Linked DNA regions of Homo sapiens: region 2 is linked to region 1. Evidence: read pairs that join two places in POLR2A ChIA-PET (ENCODE). Cell type or tissue: MCF 10A. All regions are shown on one strand. Links, peaks and the distances in the headings refer to the core of each region. The heading gives the core; the rest is flanking DNA. Region 1 overlaps PFKFB2 (6-phosphofructo-2-kinase/fructose-2,6-biphosphatase 2). Region 2 overlaps C1orf116 (chromosome 1 open reading frame 116).

Evidence for each region. Peaks named below come from ENCODE experiments on the same cell type or tissue, not always from the same donor. Only the 100,000 strongest peaks of a DNase experiment are listed, where the experiment ranks them.
Region 2: POLR2A ChIA-PET joins it to region 1 with 84 read pairs; 6 of 35 experiments call an interaction of 5 or more read pairs at or near these places.

What each region holds. Positions count from the first base shown.
Region 1 is chr1:207,072,582-207,075,479 of GRCh38, reverse strand. PFKFB2 (6-phosphofructo-2-kinase/fructose-2,6-biphosphatase 2) reads right to left here. Exons shown (of 15, transcript NM_006212.2): 15 at 1-2,898. Among named protein-coding and RNA genes, the nearest start is that of C4BPB, 15 kb to the left of the region's middle. In MCF 10A, for the core only: no CTCF peak of the experiment used is centred there; a DNase peak (open chromatin) is centred at 1,359.
Region 2 is chr1:207,018,719-207,021,658 of GRCh38, reverse strand. C1orf116 (chromosome 1 open reading frame 116) reads left to right here. Exons shown (of 4, transcript NM_023938.6): 4 at 1-2,940. Among named protein-coding and RNA genes, the nearest start is that of C1orf116, 13 kb to the left of the region's middle. RefSeq lists an enhancer at 913-2,112. In MCF 10A, for the core only: no CTCF peak of the experiment used is centred there; a DNase peak (open chromatin) is centred at 1,428.

The DNA of each region.
Region 1 (2,898 bases), core at 338-2,837:
CAGGAGAGAAAAGATGAGAAGTAGAGCTGAAACTTCTCTAAAATTTGGAGTAAGAGCTCTTTTCCATTCTACATTCTCCTGGCTTCTTCCTGCTAGACTTCTCTGAAGGGATCTTGCTTTAGAAACTAAAGGATGCTGAAGCCCTTGCTTGCCAAATTCCAATTTCTCATGTCCTATCTGAGGATAAGACCACCTCAGCTCCTCTTCTGGAGAAAGCGAACTAGCACAGGTGAGAGTGGGGAAATAACAGCAGGCTGAGAGCCAGAATGAACATCCCAGTGACCTGTCTCTAATGCTGGGTTAATGACAGGTTAACACAATGCTAGCTTGTTAGAGAAGTCCCCTTTTGCTAAGAGTGGGTACAGTGTTAATCCAAAGTCTGTGGATCAAAGTGCTCCCTCTTCTCATTCATTAGGTCTGAATTACTCTTACCTCACAGCAGAAGAAAAGACTGAATGCCCATTTGGGCTACAGATGCCACCATCCAAGCAAATGTGGACAATGCAACCTTGTAAAAGTGCCAAACACGCCTCCCCAACCATATCTCATTCTCACACTGGTGGTGGTGGGGGCATCCCCATCCCCCAACCCCTGTAGTCTCATAGCCATAGGACAACAGAAAAGTCAGGAGAAGCGATGTGATGGTTGAACACTTCTAGACTCAGACTGTTGCTATATTGCAAATGTCCATTTGTTATAAATTACATGTCCTGTCTCTTAAAATAACCTTCCTCTGGACAAGGACCTTTTCTTCTACTTCTGTTTAGCTTTCCCCTATCCCTGCCCCTACCAGCCCAAAGCTCCACAAAGACACTAAGTACATGTTATGTAACCACTAAACAGGAATAGCAGGTTACTTAACATCTTGGACACAATTTTGAGAAGAATCTAGGTAAGCAGCCTTTAGAAGCTGCCTATGGTATCCTACTTGGGACATACGAGTAAAGGACCCGGGGTCAGGAGTCAGTTGCCAGTGATGACAACCTTTATCATCCTGGCAGGGTCTGCACCTCTCTCCAGGGTGCTTAAAATCCCCAGCTGCTCTCTAGAGACAATTATTTAATTCAGTGATTTGTTCCACATCACTCAGCAATGTAAAGGGTTAAAGATGGGACTAGAACCTAGAATAACCCTCTAAAACACAGCAGCCTGCCTTCCAGGGGGTTATATCATTTAACATTATGATCTGCTCAAACATCAAACCCAAAGAACTGTCCTTTCAGGACTATGAGGAATTCAGAATTCCTAGGCTGACACTTTTGTCTGAGAAACTACTATCCAGTATTTTTCCACCTAACTTCCTAAGGTGGAGTTCTTAACCCGAGCTATGAATCAGAATCATCCGGGAAGCTACTTAAATACATGCATGTCCAGACCCAGATCCCAGAGATTCTGAGTCAGTATTAAGCATAAGGTGGACACAGGCATGTTTATGATTCAACAATCCTAAAGGCAATTCTAAGGAATACTCCTGGATGAGAACCACAGCAAAAAGTCTTCCATTACCAAATGAAAACACCCTTGGAAAATAGCTAACTCCTTCTCACTGGTTACCTCTAAAAGACCAGCAGATAACTTTAAGGTGGGGAGTCACCTATCTCTTTTTAAAATCCCATGAGAACCCTAAACTTGCCTCTCAGAAAAACATACATATATTCGTACATTTTGCATGCAAAATTGGGAAAGAGAATAAGCCATCATGGTCATCAAGGGGCTAAGAATTTCTTCCCTAAACATTTTCTGTTTAACCCTACAAAGAAAATGAAATGACAGAAGTGAATAGAGAAATACAAACAGTTACGAGCTAGATCCCACAGGGTTCCAAGGACTTCTCTGGACATCAAGATGAGATAGTTTCTCTTTATGAACAAAAGAATACTCCAATGAGAGAGATTAAATTCATCATCAAGCTTTTCCACATTTGGGAAAAAAATGGTCATGTAAAAACTATTTTGTTTTGATGTTTCTTTCTTCTTAAGGACAGTGTGCTGAAATTATTCAAAAATAAGCAGTTTTAGTGAACTCTTCTCTGCCTCTTGCCTTGAGCAACTCAAACATCAGTGGTGACTCCTGAATCTAACTGCCCTTCTAAACAGCCCCAGAGGATACTGGCTTTGGCAGGAAAAGTTGCTGTGATTGGCAAAGAACCTGAGAGTCATGGGAGAAAAGACATGACTGCTCTCTAAGAGCCCTGCAAGAGCTAGAGCCCACCCTACTCTCCTAAACCCCACTCTGCAGACCTCAAAAGACCCAGGCCTGACTCTAAATTAAAAATAAAAACCAAGACATTTCCCACATGCTCAGAGCCAGATTCTCCCAGGGCATCGAAGACTTAGAACTGTTTCTCATGAAAGGAGGCAAGAACTCTCACCCTATGTCTACTTGCAAGCTCCAGAATATTCTGTGGATGTCCTGTAGTCTGGGCTGGCCCTTACAGGACCTGGCTGGAGAGGAAGGGAGAAAGGAAAGGAAAGACTCCTCCAGTCCAGATCCATTTAGACCCACTGCAGAAAGCATTAACTGGGCCAGACTTGTCTCTTGTCAATCACCCCTTCCTTCCTAGACAGACACCACAATGCCATGCATTACACTGGACAATCCAGAGGGGACATGAAAGTGGGGGAAGAAAGCAGTCAAGTAAGGAGTGTGAGGAAAACACACATTGAAGAGACAAAAGTGAAGGAAAAATAGACTTTTTGTCCCCCGACTGCTCACCCGCCCTCCATCCCCCAACACTTCACCAACATGAGGACATTAGTGAAGACACCAGGGAACAGAGAGAAGATCCAAGAGTGTGGGGCATGCTCAGCCCCAAGGGAGTGTATCTTTTTCCTCCTCCTCCAGATCATCCCATCTGAGAATCTGTCCTAAAAGACTCAATTTGCTAACTTGCCCCTG
Region 2 (2,940 bases), core at 287-2,786, 54 kb after region 1:
TGTTAGATGTTTTCTTACATTGGGTAGAGTCCAGCCTAGTGAGAGCTGAGTGAAGGGGCTGGCCATGCCTGAGACAAAAAGTCAAATGAGACAATGGACGTGTCAATGACTTGAAAAAAAGTCACATCCAGCAAATGCAGGGTCACATGAAATATGGGCCTCCTGGAATCCCTACAGTGGATGGAGACTGGCTCATACCTTGCCAGATCCCTCTCTCAGTTCCAGCCTTCTGGACAAGGCCTGGGCTAAGAGGAGCTGATTCGTTATCTCTTCACCCACTGCCCTCTCAGTATCACCAGTCCCAAAGACAGGATACGTCCCTGTAACCCAATCTCTCGGTTGATTGATAGCAGAACAGCTCTTGTTGGTCTGAGAAGGCAGGATAAGTGACCACATATTTATGCCACTACCTCCACCAGGGAGAGTCCTTCTCCACAGGCTTGATAAATTCAATCACCAACTGTGCTGTCGTCCCTGACTCTGCTACTCCCGTTCTTCCTGCTTTCCTGCTCCGTATCTCAGTCTGCACTGACCCCAGGGCTGGGCTGACATCAAGATGGGAGCCCAGCCCACGGGCTTTATAAACACCCAAGAACCGTTTCAGATCTTCTCTGTGCTGATGCAGGTAGTTTTAAATTTTTCTCAGTTCCAGTGATAGAAAACCCACACAATACATCCTCTGCCAGTCTTAATAGAATATCAGAGGTAAGAGGGGCCTCAGAGAAGCTCTGACGCAGTGCTGCTGGGGAAGGGAAGTGACTAACCCCGGGTCAGCCTGCCATTTAGGGAAAGAGCTGAGGTTCTTACCCTTGTTGCATGCTGCCACCTCTCCTTAGCCAGTGCTCTTGTACATCCACACAGCACCCTAAGGAGCCATAGTCACCATCAAAGACTCAACCCTAAGGCCCTTCAAGATCTCAAAGTGCCTTCTGAAGCATCAGAGATTAAATATTGTTCAAACTAATAGTTATTGCTGTGGCTTTTAATTTTATCTTTGGAAGATAGCTATATGGTAACTCATCATTAACCAGAACACCTCTCCCCTCAAATTCCGTGACCAAGTTGTGCAGCTTGAGCAAATGCCGAAAGAGGGTATTATGGGTGGGTGGTGTGGGCTTGCAAATACAAGCTTGGAGGTGAGACATGGCCAGACATGACTCCTGCTTCCCCTTAGGAAGTAAATCTTACTTATGGTTGTGAACTGCTTGGAGTCCAGGATGCCCAGATGTGAGGGGCAGATGAAGGGAATGTTGCTGGAAAGGTGCCTTTTAAGGCTGCTGAGAATTTCTGGACTGTGTCCTGATGGACGCAGCACCATCAAAGCCCAGAATTTCTGAAAACGGTGACAAGGTTAACATAAGGACAACAAATACTCCACCCTGTCATGGTATGTGAGGTGTGGGTGTGGCGGTTTCTGTGTACGTTTGCTCATACACGCACATCCAAAAGCCTGTGCCTCATTCCTGGCCATGGGTGAGGACTTGGTCTGTCACGGCTGATGAGGACTCCCACAACCGGCCAAGTTATGTCTTATTATACACCCCCAGAAAGAGAGAAAGCTGCCTTCTGGAGGACTGATTCCACATGCTATATTCAGCTGAGTTGATTTCTGTGTCTATTTCAACCCATAACCTGAAGAATGATCACCTTATTCCTTATTCATTAATTTTCTTGATTAATAGGGAAACTTGGGAATAGCTATAAAGTAAAACTTGGGTGGAACCTGGGGCCCTGGCATCACACAAGTGTGATTAGGATGGTCAAGGTCATCAGGAGTACAGCCTATTATATTCCCACATCCTGAGAAAGGTCATTTCTCCCACACACGACAAAGTCACAGACATCCTGCACCTGCCACTAGGCATCCTCATCCTACTGACATGCCCATTTCTCCAGTTTTCTTAATCTGAGACTCCCTTCCCTTGTTTTTTAAAGATACCGTGCTTCTCCACATCCTCATCCTTCAAGGAGCATATTTTGCTCTTAGGATGGTCTTTGGGATTCAAGAATAGAATAATAAATCCAAACTTGGTCATTCCCATTTTGAAGAGATGCAAGAGGGCCCAGTGAGGACATCCGCCTCCCTGAAAGTGGTGCTAGACAGAGCTGAGGTCATTGTATCTGTGTATCCACATAGGATTTCTCTTAATTCAGCTTGAATTGATGGGGAGGGAGGTAAGAGTAGGGTCAGAGTTACTCATCCCTTTTCAAAGAATTGTGGGTGGAAGTTTGTAAAGGCCATTCATTTGATTTTCAAAATCAAAGCGACAGCTCTACTTCCACTTGGCCTTAGATCTCTGCTATACCCTGCCATAGCCTTGATGCCACTGGGCACAAGCCACCTGCCAAATACAGGAGTGGCCTCTCCCAGCCTGGCATGATAGGGGGGTCTGTGCCCTCAGATGTGTTGACAGCTGCTCTTCTGAATTGCCACACCTGTGCTACACTTGGAATTCTGTGCTCTGACTCTGCAGGGTAGGACCACGTGCCATCTCACACAGAGGTCAACCGATGAGCCCACTCACTCGTACATGCCTTCTTCCACAGTGGGAAGCATGATCTGGCAGGGGCCGCCCTGTAGGCTGGGGATGGGCTGCTGTGTGAATGTTGACGTTCGTTTCATGGAGAAAGGGGAGGTGAAAGATTGAAGAGCAGGTTCCTGTCAATGTTCTGAGTTCGAGCTGGAGGTGTAGATTGAATAGTCTACATGGTCTGTGAGTGTGTGAGATGAACCCTTCCATCCTTTGACACCTGGTTGTATGTGTAGGCTAAGAAGGAAGGACCCTCCTGTCAGTGTGCAAAGCTGTAATCTCATGGACTAGAGGAGAGGGGGCCAAGGGGATGGACAGGAGAAGTCATGCAGAATCTAAGCAGGAATGCAGATAGAACACATCTAGGCTCTTTTCCCCAGGAGAGTGATGATGGAGCATATAGATCTGG